Regions from separate parts of the Homo sapiens genome. Here region 2 is linked to region 1. A link is a loop called in an ENCODE intact Hi-C map of the cell type or tissue named here. Cell type or tissue: Caco-2. All regions are shown on one strand. Links, peaks and the distances in the headings refer to the core of each region. The heading gives the core; the rest is flanking DNA.

Region 1 (8,346 bases), core at 225-8,224:
CAATTTTTGAACTCAGCCATTCCCATATGTAGCAATTCATGAATACAAGTTTGCATATGAGAAATTGTGTCCAGAATGGGGCATCATCAGTAGTGGGAGCAAATCCTCTTAGAGCAGTTGCCTTGAAAAGAGCAAGAAAAGTAGAAAAATGAGAGACTCATAATGTTCAAGATAAGAGTTGATCTTGATCAATTAAAAACTTAATTAGGCTAATCTGTCTTCAGTCTTTTACAAAGAATACAATTATTCCTTCCCATTCACAGAATACTTACTCAAGGGGCCATGTATTTATTCTATTTGAAAGTAAATTAAGTCATATCCACTCAGTTTGTGAATTTACCCACATTGCTTCATTTCCCTTTCCCTCCATCTACCTATCCTCTGACTAATTCGCTGACCCGTTCTGAAGTGAGCTTTCATAACCTGGGCACCAGGAATCCTCTGAAAGGTGTACAAGATTTTGAATGGGTGAGCTTTTTTATTTTTTTTCTGGGGTAAGTCCCTAGTGTCCTCCAGATTTTGAAAGAGTCCTGTCCCCTCCTTCATAATCCTCTAGAATACAATTGTTTTCAAGGGTGAAGGTGGGGAGAAGATAATGATGTTGATAGTTGTTGGTACCTACAATAAAACATTTTATGAAGTTGGTCCTGGAACTAGTCTTCAAAAGAAGGATTAAAAGAGTTCATGAAATTGGATCTATCCTCCAACAGAATGGACTTACATAAAATGTACTCTGAGTCACAAAATGATTAAATTTATCCATGCTGTGTCTTTTGTGCAAGATTTCACTAGTTTGAAACCAAAAGAAAGGAAAATCATCATCTTATTTTTCTTAACTTTATTAACTTAATGATAATGAGAACACCTGGGAATACGGACGTGCTTCCTATTTATCATGATTTCCCTAGAAAACTGTTTCACTTGGGTTACTAAAATGCAGACTACCTGCAACGGTAGAAAAATTAAGATACCAGGGGGCAACACATGATATTTAGAATGAGATGAAAACTCAACTGACTTTGATCGTCAATTAAATAGGCAGTGCACACCTGCATCTACACCTCACAAGGCAATCCATTGATTGTTAGAAACTTCCTCAGTCTTCCATTCTTCTGTTCTTAGCAAAGCGCCTCTATGCGAAAAGCACTCAAATACTTGTTGGATTGAGTCAATTCTTTTGGTTTCACTCATAAATTAATGAGGAACGTGTAACTCTGTATAGTTTCAGAGTAGTTAAAGAGAGAAAAAAAGAAATGCTACATAAGAGAATTGGGGCTTCAGGTGTTACCTAATAGACTAGAAAGCTTTCCAAGAGTGCACTTAAGATATGAGCTATAGCAACCTTACCTAGGCAATTCTTCACCCTAAGTTTCTTTCTAATGCAAATTAGTTTGAATTTCTCTCTCTTCCCTCCTGTCCTTTGCCTGAAAGTCTTCTGATACAAAGCAATACTACCGTAATTAGAAGGAATGCCTGACAAAAATACATTTTAAATTTCATTTTCAAAAAGGTTGATACTTCGTATTGCATACTCCGAATTCCCCTGCATTTCTATGCTGTAAATTCCTAAACTTTAGATAATACATTTATATCTAGTGCACATTGTTCAGTTTTCAGATAGGAAAAAGCTAAATCTCAGTCTGTGCCCGCAAAAAGTTGATATTTTTTGTTGTTTTAAGAGTCTCCATGAATGTTGTTTAAATTCTAGAATCCACAGTACTCATCGAAGCTAGGAAAAGAATTTTGCCCACCCCACAGCGTATCTGAGGCTTTCTTCACAGCTAGCTGATCGGATCCTTGCAGCTGTTTCTTCTGTAGGTCTCGGAGCTCACTGAGAACGTCCAGCACGCCTTCCCGGCGGGGCCCGGCCCAGGTGCGCACTAGATGAGGCAGTCAACCAAGTCAATTGGTTCCCGATCAACTAAATCTCTCCTAAAAATAAACACTGCCGCGAGCTTCGAGAGTTCAGCGTGTCAGAGCCTCTATGATGGCAGAGCACCTGCCGCGATGCCTGATTGGTAGGGAGAAGGATTTCCCGGGAGGGGGCCAATACCAAATTTTAGGGCTGTTAGGCTCTGAGCAGTCCCTTCGTGACCGGATAAGTCAGAGACCCGGGGTTTGAGCCTTGCCCGGCGCTGAGCGGAGGGCCCAGTTTCGGGACCACAGCCTTGCTCCCTGGGAGCTCCGGGCGGCCAATGCCGGGCAAGCCCAGCCCGGCACAGGAGGAGGCAGGGCCCGTCTCCGGAAAGAGGGCCAGAGGCAGAACTGAGGGCCTGGTTTTGTGTAATTCGATTTGGATACAAACAGGCCAGACCCAAACTGGAAACGGCGAAGGGCTGGATTAGCACCGAAGGGATTCGAGGAGGCAAACGGGAAGTAAAAATGCTGTGTGGAGCTGCAGAGGGCAAGGGGACAGGGGTTGCAAAGGAAAGAGCTTCGTGAGACTTTCTCCTTCCCGGCGTAGGGACCAGCAGAGTGCGGGCAGGTCAGCCCTGTCACCGGTTCGTTTAGGGAAAAAGCGCGACATGGGGCCTGGGAGACAGGGGCAGAGGCGGTGACAGCGAGGGCCCCTGCTCGGGTGGGCCCGCGGGCCTCAGCTCAGTCCCCTCCCGAGGGACCGCGACCCCCGGCCCCGCGGCCGCCCGCGCGCACTCACCAGCCCGGGCTGCCCTGGGCGGAGCCGCCCCGCCGCGCTCCACAGCCGCTGCCTCTTCGACGCGCGCGCTGCCTCCAGGTGCGGCTCTAGGAGGAGGCGCCGCGGGCAGTGCCGGCCGCGCCCCGCGACTCCCGGTAACCCGAGCCCGCCCCGCCCCGCTAGGGCCAGGCCCCGCCGCCACCCTCCGCGCTGGGACGCCGGGGCGCGGGCATCCCTGCCGCCTACGGATCTCTTCCCAAGCACCTAGAACTTTCCAAAGCGTGCTTGGAATTTAACACCTTGGTCGTCGATCCCCGCAAATATACTCTGATGAGACCGGCTTTCTTCCCATACCGCCCAGGAGTTTCTCCAGGTGGCATTCCTGTCGCCTTGAGGTGGAACATCAGTAGAGGCTCGAGGCTGAAGCAAGCACAATACACAAGGTATAGCGTTCAAGTGGAAAACATTGCGTATTATGATTTTAAAATGAAAAAAAAACACAAAAAACCTGACTTATCTTTTCAATTACAATCATTATAGAGACTCCGATTCGTACAGGAACATTTCGAAAACAGGAAATCCTGAGGACAATGTGAGTATGAGTTTTTTTTTTTTTTTAATTTTCAAAAATCTTTGATGAACTGCCTTTGGTTAACACTTGGTTTGCAAATATTGACTATTGCACGACAAGGCAATGCATGATAAGTTATTTTCTGGGCATTTAAGTTAGAATTTATAAAACAACTTTTGCTTTTTATTAAGTAGAATAATGTAACACGTTACCCCAAGCTGGGAGAATTGCTTGAGTCCAGGAGTTTGAGACCAGCCTGGGCAACAAAGCGAGACTCCGTCTCTTAAAAAAAAAAATTAGATAGGAAATAGCTTGTTTTGCATCTAGCAACTGGGATACAAGAGAGCACCGCAGCCAGAGTGCCGGGCTCCAAGAGGGTGAGGGGTAGAAAATGATTTCAGATACATACTTCCCTCTGGCTTTATGCCTTAGCAAGGATTATAGTTGGTTCATTAAGAGCATCTTTTTTTTTTTTTTTGCTTTGTGCATTTCTGCGCGTGCACACTGTAGTGACACGTGGCGGACTAGCTGTTTGGTCTTAAAGCTGTAAATGCACGCCTGCAGACACCAGAGGCTTCTGCCAAGGAGACCCCACCTCCAGAACCTGGGCCAGGCCTTTGGCTGGGAGCGCTGGTGCTGTTCTTCATCCGAGAGGAAAGGCTAGAGATTCCCTCCCTACTCCACACGAGGGCGATCTCTTCAAGGGCACCAGACCACTCTCCGCGTCCCTAGCTGAGGAAACCAAATTTGCTTTTCTCCACGCTTTTGAACATCTCTAAACAAATCTTAATAGGGTAATTTACTAAGGAGGAGTTGGGCTCCTGGGACGTGCATTTCTGGTGTCCTTCATTTGCCACTTGGCCTTTGCCATCCTATGAAATTATTTTGTCACATACCTGTCTGTAGCCCAGTACTTCTTACACTTTAATGTGCATAGGAATCACCTGCGGATCCCGTTAAAAACGCAGATTCTGATTCAGTAGGTCTGGGGTGGGGTCTGAGATGTGCCTTTCTAACAGGCCCCTGGGTGATCCTGATAGGCTACTGGAGGACCAAACTTTGAGTAGCAACACTGGAGACAGTTGGATGATAAACTGGTTTTGCCGGTAGCACCAGGTACCTAATATACTAACACAATAATGGCAATGTTGCTAACACCTGTTCAGTGTTTACATGTAGTAGGCACTGTTCTGAGTACATGTATTTACTTGTATAGATATTGCTATTATTTCTGGTTTAGAGATGAGTTTGCTTTTAATATGAGTCTTCCCCACCCCCTACCCCCTTCCCATCCTTGCTGGCTTAATTACATTTATTTGGTATTAGAATATTAGGGAGAGTATCAGGAAGAACAGCTAGTGGATGCTAGACCTTAATACCTAGGTGATGGGGTTGACCTGTGCAGCAAACCACCATGACACACGTTTACCTGTGTAATAAATCTGCACATCCTGGACATGTACTCCAGAACTTAAAAGCGGATAAAAGAAAAAATTAAAGAATATTAAAAAGATCTGAAAACGTATACTCAGGGAATTTTCTTCCCTCCTTTGTTCCACACATTCTAGCCAATCCTGTGTGAGTAAACAATGTCATGATTTCTCATCTATTCTTCCTGTGTTTTTGTAAAGCCACAGATATTTGTTTACATGTTCTTGGCTGCCTGCCTGCCTTCCTTCCTTTCCTTCCTTCCTTCCTTTCCTTCCTTCCTTCCTTGCCTTCCTTCTTTTATTATGCTTTAAGTTCTGGGATACACGTGCAGAATGTGCAGGTTTGTTACATAGCTATACAAGTGCCAGGGTGGTTTGCTGCACCCATCAACCCGTCATCTACATTAGGAATTTCTCCTAATGTTATCCCTCCCCTAGCCCCCCACCTCCGACAGGCCCCAGTGTGTGATGTTCCCCTCCCTGTGTCCAGGTGTTCTCATTGTTCAACTCCCACCTATGAGTGAGAACATGAGGTGTTGGGTTTCCTGTTCTTGTGTTAGTCTGCTGAGAATGACAGTTTCCAGCTTCATCCATGTCCCTGCAAAGGACATGAACTCACCCTTTTTTATGGTTGCATAGTATTCTATGGTGTATATGTGCCACATTTACTTTATCCGGTCTATCATTGATGGGCATTTGGGTTGGTTCCATGTCTTTGCTATTGTGAATAGTGCTGCAATAAACATACATGTGTATGTGTCTTTAGAGTAGAATGATTTATAATCCTTGGGGTATATACCTAGTAATGGGATTGCTGGGTCAAATGGTAATTCTAATTCTAGATCCTTAAGGAATCACTACACTGTCTTCCACAATGGTTGAACTAATTTACACTCCCACCAACAGCATAAAAGCTTTCCTGTTTCTCCACATCCTCTCCAGCATCTGTTGTTTCCTGACTTTTTAATGATCACCATTCTAACTAGCATGAGATGGTATCTCATTGTGGTTTTGATTTGCATTTCTCTAATGACTAGTGATGATGAGCATTTTTTCATATGTCTGTTGGCTGTGTAAATGTCTTCTTTTGAGAAGTGTCTGTTCATATCCTTTGCCCACTTTTTGATGGGGTTGTTTTTTTCTTGTAAATTTGTTTAAGTCCTTTGTAGATTGTGGATATTAGCCCTTTGTCAGATGGGTAGATGGTAAAAATTTTCTCCCGTTCTTTTGGTTGCCTGTTGACTCTGATGATTGTTTCTTTTGCTGTGCAGAAGCTCTTTAGTTTAATTAGATCCCATTTGTCAATTTTGGCTTTTGTTGCCATTGCTTTTGGTGCTTTAGACATGAAGTCCTTGCCCATGCCTATGTCCTGAACGGTATTGCCTAGGTTTGCTTCTAGGGTGTTTATGGTTTTAGGTCTAACATGTAAGTCTTTAATCCATCTTGAATTAATTTTAGTACAAGGTGTAAGGAAGGGATCCAGTTTCAGCTTTCTACATATGGCTAGCCAGTTTTCCCAGCACCATTTATTAAATAGGGAATCCTTTCCCCATATCTTGTTTTTGTCAGGTTTGTCAAAGATCAGATAGTTGTAGATATGCGGCGTTATTTCTGAGGGCTCTGATCTGTTCTATTGGTCTATATCTCTGTTTTGGTACCAGTACCTTGCTGTTTTGGTTACTGTGTAGTATAGTTTGAAGTCAGGTAGCATGATGCCTCCAGCTTTGTTCTTTTGGCTCAGGATTGACTTGGCAATGCGGGCTCTTTTTTGGTTCCATATGAATTTTAAAGTAGTTTTTTCCAATTCTGTGAAGAAAGTCATTGGTAGCTTGATGGGGATGGCATTGAATCTGTAAATGACCTTGGGCAGTGTGGCCATTTTCACGATATTGATTCTTCCTACCCATGAGCATGGAATGTTCTTCCATTTGTTTGTGTCCTCTTTTATTTCATTGAGCAGTGGTTTGTAGTTCTCCTTGAAGAGGTCCTTCACATCCCTTGTAAGTTGGATTCCTAGGTATTTTATTCTCTTTGAAGCAATTGTGAATGGGAGTTCACGCATGATTTGGCTCTCTGTTTGTCTGTTATTGGCGTATAAGAATGCTTGTGATTTTTTGCACATTGATTTTGTGTCCTGAGACTTTGCTGAAGTTGCCTATCAGCTTAAGGAGATTTTGGGCTGAGACGATGGGGTTTTCTAGATATACAATCATGTCATCTGCAAACAGGGACAATTTGACTTCCTCTTTTCCTAATTGAATACCCTTTATTTCCTTCTCCTGCCTGATTGCCCTGGCCAGAACTTCCAACACTATGTTGAATAGGAGTGGTGAGAGAGGGCATCCCTGTCTTGTGCCAGTTTTCAAGGGGAATGCTTCCAGTTTTTGCCCATTCAGTATGATATTGGCTGTGGGTCTGTCATAGATAGCTCTTATTTTGAGATACGTCCCATCAGTACCTAATTTATTGAGAGTTTTTAGCATGAAGGGTTGTTGAATTTTGTCAAAGGTCTTTTCTGCAGGTATTGAGATAATCATGTGGTTTTTGTTGTTGGCTCTGTTTATATGCTGGATTACGTTTATTGATTTGTGTATGTTGAAGCAGCCTTGCATCCCAGAGATGAAGCCCACTTGATCATGGTGGATAAGATTTTTGATGTGCTGCTGGATTCGGTTTGCCAGTATTTTATTGAGGATTTTTGCATCGATGTTCATCAGGGATATTGGTCTAAAATTCTCCTTCTTTGTTGTGTCTCTGCCAGGTTTTGGTATCAGGATGATGCTGGCCTCATAAAATGATTTAGGGAGGATTCCCTCTTTTTCTATTGATTGGAATAGTTTCAGAAGGAATGGTAGCAGCTCCTCCTTGTACCCCTGGTAGAATTCGGCTGTGAATCCATCTGGTCCTGGACTTTTTTTGGTTGGTAAGCTATTAATTATTGCATCAATTTCAGAGCCTGTTATTGGTCTATTCAGAGATTCAACTTCTTCCTGGTTTAGTCTTGGGAGGGTGTATGTGTCGAGGAATTTATGCATTTCTTCTAGATTTTCTAGTTTATTTGCGCAGAGGTGTTTATAGTATTCTCTGATGGTAGTTTGTATTTCTGTGGGATTGGTGGTGATATCCCCTTTATCATTTTTTATTGCATCTATTTGATTCTTCTCTCTTTTCTTCTTTATTAGTCTTGCTATCGGTCTATCAATTTTGTTGATCTTTTCAAAAAACCAGCTCCTGGATTCATTGATTATTTTGAAGGGTTTTTTGTGTCTCTATTTCCTTCAGTTCTGCTCTGATCTTAGTTATTTCTTGCCTTCTGCTAGCTTTTGAATGTATTTGCTCTTGCTTTTCTAGTTCTTTTAATTTTGATGTTAGGGTGTCAATTTTAGATCTTTCCTGCTTTCTCTTGTGGGCATTTAGTGCTATGAATTTCCCTCTAAATACTGCTTTTACTGTGTCCCAGAGATTCTGGTATATTGTATCTTTGTTCTCGTTGGTTTCAAAGAACATCTTTATTTCTGCCTTCATTTCTTTATGTACCCAGTAGTCATTCAAGAGCGGGTTGTTCAGTTTCCATGTAGTTGAGCGGTTTTGAGTGAGTTTCTTAATCCTGAGTTCTAGTTTGATTGCACTGTGGTCTGAGAGACAGTTTATTATAATTTCTGTTCTTTTATATTTGCTGAGGAGTGCTTTACTTCCAACTATGTGGTCAA
Region 2 (8,346 bases), core at 16-8,015, 710 kb after region 1:
GTCTTCTCTGAAGCACCAGCTACTGCTGTATGTCTATAGATGGGCAGGTGTGGCCAGTCTCCTTCAAAAATCTCCAATTCATTGTGTGCTGACAAGGAATCAAGACAATTTCTTACTGGAAACCCTCTTTAAGCACCAACATGTCTTTTAATCATCTTTTATAGATTTTGTTTTTTGGGGGGATGGAGTCTTGCTCTGTCACCCAGGCTGGAGTGCAGTGGTACAATCACAGCCCACTGTAGTCTTGACCTCCTGACTCAAGTGATCCTCCCACCTCAGCCTTCAGAGTGGCTGGGATTACAATCACGCACCACCACACGCAGCTAATTTATTTATTGTAGATACAGGGTCTCACTATGTTGCCCAGGCAGGTCTCGAACTCCTGGGTGCAAATGATCCTCCTACCCCAGTCTCTCAAAGCGCTGGGATTACAGGCATGACCCATCATGCCCAGCCAGAAGTATTTTTAAATGTACCACACATTTCCACAACGAAGATTTTTTTCTAAATCATTTATCTCCTATCTGTTCTTATTAAAACTCTTCTCATTTAAACAATCTAGTCATTAAGTTCTATCTAATGCACAAATTTGCCTATATAGTCACTATATATTAGTAGTATGGAATCTCTTAAACATGCATTTGCAAGCACATATCCATACAAACTTTTTTGTGTGTTGTCAGCTAAAAATCTGCCAAGTTAAATAAAATTTATTGGGGTTTAATATATTTCCCCCAAAAATGTGAATAAAGGATATACATTTAGTAAACTTATTGGAAGTAACACTAATCTTTGAGAAAGGTAGTTATAAAATATTGCCCACAAAAATAAAGTACCAATGTATTATTTTATACAAAAGTAGAAAGCATAATTTATGCAATTTTTTAAATCCCTTAGGCAGTTTTTTATATGTCACCCTTAGGCACTGGTTTCATTTTTCTAGAGTTCAGTAAAAATGCCCACTGCTGCAATTATACATTCACAAAGGCAAAGTGATTACACTAAGAAATTTAATGGCAGATTTAGAGAAGATAAGAAAATAGCAGGGGAAAACACTGTTCTTTTACATATGAGAACAAGAAAAACAATCTTTTATCCCTGCGCAGTAAAATAAAATATGCTGTGCTTTTTAGTATCCTTGGTAATAATTAATACTGGTATTCCTTACAACAGTAGTACAGCTAGTAAAAATCATAGGTTAACTTTACTCTTTGCAAACATGAAACATCCCAAAGCAGTTTTTTAAAAAATCTCCTGAAGTAGGTATCTACTGCAGAGTGGTCTGATGGCAGAACAGTAATATGTCCACACCAGGGGTAGTAGGAGATTTGAGAATCTCATTTACTGCACCAGTGGAGACTGAGCATCATGGCGGTGATGCTCTTAGAATCTAGAAAAGAGCCGGCCTCTATTAAATAGCATCCCTGCTGACCTCTTCATCAGCGAAGTAGGCATTAAGTAAGGCTCCTTTACCATCTTGGAATGCAATGTCTCACAATCTCAGTTGTTGTTAAGAAAAAAACATAGTAAGATTATTAGGAAATGTTAGCATTCAAGCTATTTTCTATGATTTACATAACTTACCTTAATAGCATCAAGCATTACAGTCAAATATTACAGAAACACTGGAATGCTGGCACAGGACAAATGAAATGCAGAGAAATTGCAAAGGAAGAGCTCTTCACGTTTCTAATAATTTAGTATCCATGGAATTTTAAGGAAAACTGTCCCTTTTAGTCACCAAGTTTAATGTCTATAAAGATAATGCCCACACTCAAATCAATTTATATAAATATCTTACAGCTAGATTTTAGGATGTTACTCTTTATGTCTACAAAATTCAAATTGTTACCTGATCAATAAATGGATTAGATATTTTTATCTACTAGATTTCTAGTGTTATCTGACTAGCGTTTAATGAATGTAGCTACTTTTTGTAGAAATATAAATATTATGTAATATGCAAATTAACTTTTAAGGTAAAGAAATTTTATCATAAAGTCTTCATAAAATTTATTTAAAGTGCTTTTGGTTAAAAATCTATAAAAGCAGTTTGAAATAATGTATATTAAAAAAGGACATGAGTATAATTTTCCATTATGAAGTATTTCAAATATAGCCATGTAACTTTTTAAGAAAAGCCACTCAGACTGTATATACTAGGCCATATACAATATACTGATTACTTCTCCATAACTTAAGTTCCAAGTCTTGAGATTGTCTGACACCAATGTCATAACTAAATTTAATTGGGTATTAACAAAATTTAGTTATAAATATCAATCATTGCTTCAAACACTAAGTTCAAGGCATGTCAGAAGGAAATATTCAACAAACAGGTTTGTTATGACTCAGTAGAAAACACTTAAATATCTAAGTTATAAAATATTAAGAACTACTTAAGTAAAAAACTCTTATTTATTCACTTTAAGTACTTATTAGTATTCACTTTAAGTATTTAAGTATTAGTTCCTTCAGCACATATATGTCTTCACAGTAAATACATATATACACCATTAACTCTAAACATATAAAATAGAATCTGGTGGCTGCACCAGCACAAATGAAGGGCTGTGGAATCCACAGACACATCTTCATTTCTGTATTCTCTTTATCCAAGACAATGCCTGAAACATAGTAGACACTTAGTAAATATTTGTTAAATGAAATTTTAAGCAGAGAAAGATAAATTTAATTCCAACCATGGAAAAAAAATAAACACTGACTTTGAACTTGAAATGTGAATTAGATTAAAATATTTTTATTTATAAACGTTTTAGAATTAAATAAAAATTAACAACGTCTCCTCTTTAGAAAACTGAAAACTATATAAATTTACCACATATCTACCTGTATTTGAAGAAATATGCCAAAATCTATTTTTGGTGTAATAAAACGTTAGCTACCTTAACAAGTACAGTATAGCAAAAACATCTTCCTACAGCTATGGTGAATTACAGATGAAGTATTTGCTAAAAAAAAAATTTTCATAGATGAAACAACTAAATTATCATTCTGCTTTCTGACTGATGATAAATTCATTTGAGAAAAACAATTGGTTTGGATATATCCTACATATCTTATAAAACAACACCTAAATGAGTAGTAAGGTTGTCTAAATGCTATTACAATAAATAAAACCTCCGTAAGAAACGATTGTTGATTCATGACCAATAAGTTAAATCGATGTAACAAATAACTCCAAGTGTATCCATAGTATCATGACATGAGTTCATAAGCAGAGAAGGTACAAACAGAAAAGGTATATATTTGTATATTAAACTATGCTACAAAATGTTTATGTTCTTATAAATGAAAATAAATTTGCAAAAACACTCTAAATTTTTTATTATGTACAACTAAGTATGAAACCACTCAGAAATTAGGTATTAATTATGGAAAAATCCAACTTGTCAATATGGTACACAGAACTATTTTTTAAAAAGAACTATGCTCCTTTTCTAATCTTTCAGCTGTTTCTTGGTATTAATTCAGAATACATTATTTTATAATATAGTAATATTATTAAAATAAAACCTTTTAAATGGCAGAATTATAGTAAACTACTTTCAAAAATTATTTTCCAAAATGCAAATTGATCGAAGCAGATCAATGAAAATTAAAACATATTCCTTTTACAAGTCACTTTAGAAACCTATACCAATGATTTTAGAAATAAACTCTCCAGCAATTTTATTCTCTGGGAAAAAAATAAAGCAATATGGCTTTGAGATTTTAAAATAAGTGGTATCTCTGATAATCTTAAAGAACTGTACTCCTATTGCTCTGACCTAACTACAAGAGTATTTGGGTAGGGGAGGTAAGAATGAGTAAGAGGAGACATAGAACTATAAAAAGAATGAAACAGATAATTCGGAAATTCCCATATTTTTTTCTTTTAAGAAAAAAAGAATTAAAAAGCATAACTTGGCTTTAATATATTTCTGGAAAAAAAGACAATACTATTTCTTTAAAAGCTGACAAATGGTCTTCAAAATCATAACTGATCAAATTAAAAATTTAGAAAGAATACCTATAAACTTTACCCATTTACTGCATGTATTCCATTCTATCTTATGATGAGAGCAGAAAGGAAAGGAGAAAAGAATGAAATACCAGAATTAATGCTTTGTCACCCATGAAGTTCAGGCATACATAGAAGGGCTACATTTATCTTACTGGAATGAAAATTTTAAAAATGACCCAAGATAATGACTGCAAAATTGTACTAAAGGTAAAAACCAGGTAAGACTAAAATAATAATCTAAAAAAAAATTTAAAGTCATATTTAAGTTCAATAAATCTGAACATTAACATAAAATGTTAAATGTGCTACTATTCTCTTCACTTACTTGTGAGACTAATGAATAGAATTTTATTTAAAATTCAATAGAGAATGAAGAAATTCAGAATAATGCCAACTACAATACAATATTGCTGCTAGTACTATTATAAATTTATTATTCTCAATTGGAATTTTAATAAACTTTAAAGAGTCCTTGAGTTACTATTTTTATAACTTCATTATAGAATAGATTAGATTTGAAATACAATGGAAATAAACTTTTGCTTCAGGAGAATTCTGAATGTCTATATCATACATGATCAATTTATACACAAAATAAGTTTAAACAATTATTTAGTCAGTAAATCCAGCTATAAAAATAGCATATCACTATAAAATAAATTCTTAAAACAGGTGAATACAAAAATAATACATGATCATCTCATATAGACACATTATAACTAATAAAAAGCAATTTACCTCCAGGTACGAAATATAATTCATTGCCAATTTTATTTACATTTTCATAAAAGTGTAAATACACACATACATGTTTATAATTACATTTTTCAGCAAGTTTATTTCCATTCAAATGACCCAATATGTTAACAAATTTCTCTAGATATCACAGACAGTATTAACAGGTAAAAGGTCTGTTTGCCTGGCTCATCTTAAAGCCAGAATGCAAAAACATTGCCATCTAGTGTTCGTACCAAATAAGCACTTTGAAAACAAACGTATTTCTGTTTTTCACTTAAAAAATTAAGTGTATGTAGGTTAAATACAAACTGCCATTCCCATGGTTAAGAGTATAATTTTGATAGAAGAATAAAAGGAGAAAGAAGAAAACTAGAAAAGGTCACTGGGAGTCAATGGGAAGAAGAAAATATAAGGCATGTGGGAGAAATACTCTTTGGATGAGATTCTTGCCACATTTTGTTCTGGAACACAATATATATGTTATTAGATTTTCTTGGATACTTTACTGACCAAGCAAAAGTAAAGATCAACTCCTTAGAACTAGTTGCATCTATCTCTACCTACTCCCCGACCCTTTGTATACCCAATGAGAATAACTAAGATTGTGTTCCTAAATGACTTGCTATTAAATTCACCTAAATTCATGTATAGCAATACTTTAAATATACAAATTTATCATTTTGATTATAAAATGTTAATTAGAAGAGATAAAGAATAAAAAGATCAGCAACTACAATTGTCAAGTTTGAAAAAAATTTAACTTCATTAACAGACAAAGATACATTTTGGGCCAAGTTGTTTTCTTAACTGTGTAATATTACTGGCACTGCTATAACCACGAAGACTGCGGACATTGTTCATCATAGTCAATGGCTCAGAGCAGCTAGTAAATCTCTAAATCAGAAGCCTCCCATTGTTTTTAATTGCCATATATTTTCCCCAGAGGATAAAATTGCTGAAGAGTTTATTTCTAAAAACAGAAAATGCTCTACGAATGTAAAGAACAATATGTAAGGTACCAATAGTAAGGTGTGGCATGTGGTGGCAGTAGTGTTACTATGATGCTACTATTACAATCACAACTACAATGACAACTACCACTACAATATAACCCCATTCAATTCCAACCAAACCAGGGTGACAGTTCACAGGTATGCCTTGCTTTTCAAACCTTTCTTCAGATCATATTAACCTTTCTTTCTGAATCTCTAACCTTAACTCTATCCTTTGGAAATAAGATATCAGGTGATTTTAAACTATTATTTCTCTATTTACCCATTTATACATTTCTGTATAATAAACATGTATCACTTATGTAAATGAGAAATATTTAAAAAACAAAAACTCCTACTCATTCTCCACAGCCAAGCCTCATTTTTCATCTTCTGTGAACTCTTTCAACCTGCCCAATCTAGAATTGATCTCTTTCTGCTCTAAACTTCTCAGAAGCACTATCTAGCATTCATTTACAGCCTTAAGAAAGTATTTAATAAATGGTGCTGGGAAAACTGGCTAGCCATATGTAGAAAGCTGAAACTGGATCCCTTCCTTACACCTTATACAAAAATTAATTCAACATGGATTAAAGACTTAAACGTTAGACCTAAAACCATAAAAACCCTAGAAGAAAACCTAGGCAATACCATTCAGGACATAGGCATGGGCAAGGACTTCATGTCTAAAACACCAAAAGCAATGGTAACAAAAGCCAAAATTGACAAATGGGATCTAATTAAACTAAAGAGCTTCTGCACAGCAAAACAAACTACCATCAGAGTGAACAGGCAACCTACAAAATGGGAGAAAATTTTCACAACCTACTCATCTAACAAAGGGCTAATATCCAGAATCTACAATGAACTCAAACAAATTTACAAAAAAATAAACAAACAACCCCATCAAAAAGTGGGCGAAGGATATGAACAGACACTTCTCAAAAGAAGACATTTATGCAGCCAAAACACACATGAAAAAATGCTCATCATCACTGGCCATCAGAGAAATGCAAATCAAAACCACAATGAGATACCATCTCACACCAGTTAGAATGGCGATCATTAAAAAGTCAGGAAACAACAGGTGCTGGAGAGGATGTGGAGAAATAGGAACACTTTTACACTGTTGGTGGGACTGTAAACTAGTTCAACCAATGTGGAAGTCAGTGCGGCGATTCCTCAGGATCTAGAACTAGAAATATCATTTGACCCAGCCATCGCAATCCTGGGTATATACCCAAAGGACTATAAATCACGCTGTTATAAAGACACATGCACAAGTACGTTTATTACGGCACTATTCACAATAGCAAAGACTTGGAACCAACCCAAATGTCCAACAATGATAGACTGGATTAAGAAAATGTGGCACATATACACCATGGAATACTATGCAGCCATAAAAAATGATGAGTTCATGTCCTCTGTAGGGACATGGATGAAATTTGAAATCATCATTCTCAGTAAACTATCACAAGGACAAAAAACCAAACACCGCATGTTCTCACTCATAGGTGGGAATTGAACAATGAGAACACATGGACACAGGAAGGGGAACATCACACTCTGGGGACTGTTGTGGGGTGGGGGGAGGGGGGAGGGATAGCATTAGGAGATATACCTAATGCTAAATGACGAGTTAATGGGTGCAGCACACCAGCATGGCACATGTATACATATGTAACTAACCTGCACATTGTGCACATGTACCCTAAAACTTAAAGTATAATAATAATAAAATAAAATAAAATAAATAAACTTGTAGAGAAAGCCAAAAAAAAAAAAAAGTATTTTCATGTATACATTTTAATGCCCTAGAATAAGTTATAAGCTCATTGAAAGAAAAAACATGTACTATCCTTCACTGTGCCCCTCACACAGGTAATTTGTGGGCACCTGAGAAGTACAATCACATGTGATGCAAACATGTTTCTGCTCTGTTCAAAAGCACTGTCTGTCTCACTTCCCTAGGCTTTAAATCTCAAAGGTTTACTCATTGCATCATATTGTAAAAGTTGTTTAATCTCTCTGACTTAATGTAAGGCTCCATTGCTTATAATAAAGACCTGATAATTCAAAATACCTGCTAATCTAGAGTTACCGCAACAGTAAACACAAAACAAAAAATTCCTATGTTGTATGTAGAAAGCTATTAATAAAAGGTAAAGTTTTATTAAAATCCAATTTCAGACAAAGCTTTTTTAGAAAATACATGGGAAAAATCCCTGTAACACAAATTAAAACTGAATTACTTTTTTAAAGTTATCAGCATTAGTGATCTACCTACCTATCTAGGTAGCTATCTACCTATATAGCTAACTATTTATGTAGCCTAGTAACTGAGTGAACTGAGTTTCTTCAAGAACACAATAAATGTAGATACAATTTTCTATACATGCTGACTTTTATAAAAACTATCTAAATTCAATGTTGAGAAAATTGAGATTATATTTGTTACTCAAACTCTTCTCTAAATGAAAAATTAAAAGTTACCAGCACACATTAGATTACAAAGTCTGACAGCTATTCTGGGGCCAGATTTATTCAGTGAATTAATTAAAACGCAGGCATTATTTACATATTTCT

Evidence for each region. Peaks named below come from ENCODE experiments on the same cell type or tissue, not always from the same donor. Only the 100,000 strongest peaks of a DNase experiment are listed, where the experiment ranks them.
Region 2: it touches region 1 in a loop (10-fold over the local background); 13 of 110 quality-filtered maps call a loop at or near these places.

The regions. Positions count from the first base shown.
Region 1 is chr7:103,443,442-103,451,787 of GRCh38, forward strand. It overlaps SLC26A5 (solute carrier family 26 member 5), which reads right to left and starts at 2,766. Exons shown (of 20, transcript NM_198999.3): 1 at 2,657-2,766. It overlaps SLC26A5-AS1 (SLC26A5 antisense RNA 1), which reads left to right and starts at 1,766. Exons shown (of 4, transcript NR_110141.1): 1 at 1,766-3,078; 2 at 3,176-3,227. RefSeq lists an enhancer at 2,139-2,715 and a silencer at 2,772-2,841. In Caco-2, for the core only: a CTCF peak has its summit at 3,903; DNase peaks (open chromatin) are centred at 2,750 and 3,870; H3K4me3 peaks cover 1,408 bases.
Region 2 is chr7:104,151,988-104,160,333 of GRCh38, forward strand. All of the region lies in intron 12 of ORC5 (origin recognition complex subunit 5), which reads right to left. Among named protein-coding and RNA genes, the nearest start is that of ORC5, 52 kb to the right of the region's middle. In Caco-2, for the core only: a CTCF peak has its summit at 5,004 (motif pointing left); no DNase peak of the experiment used is centred there.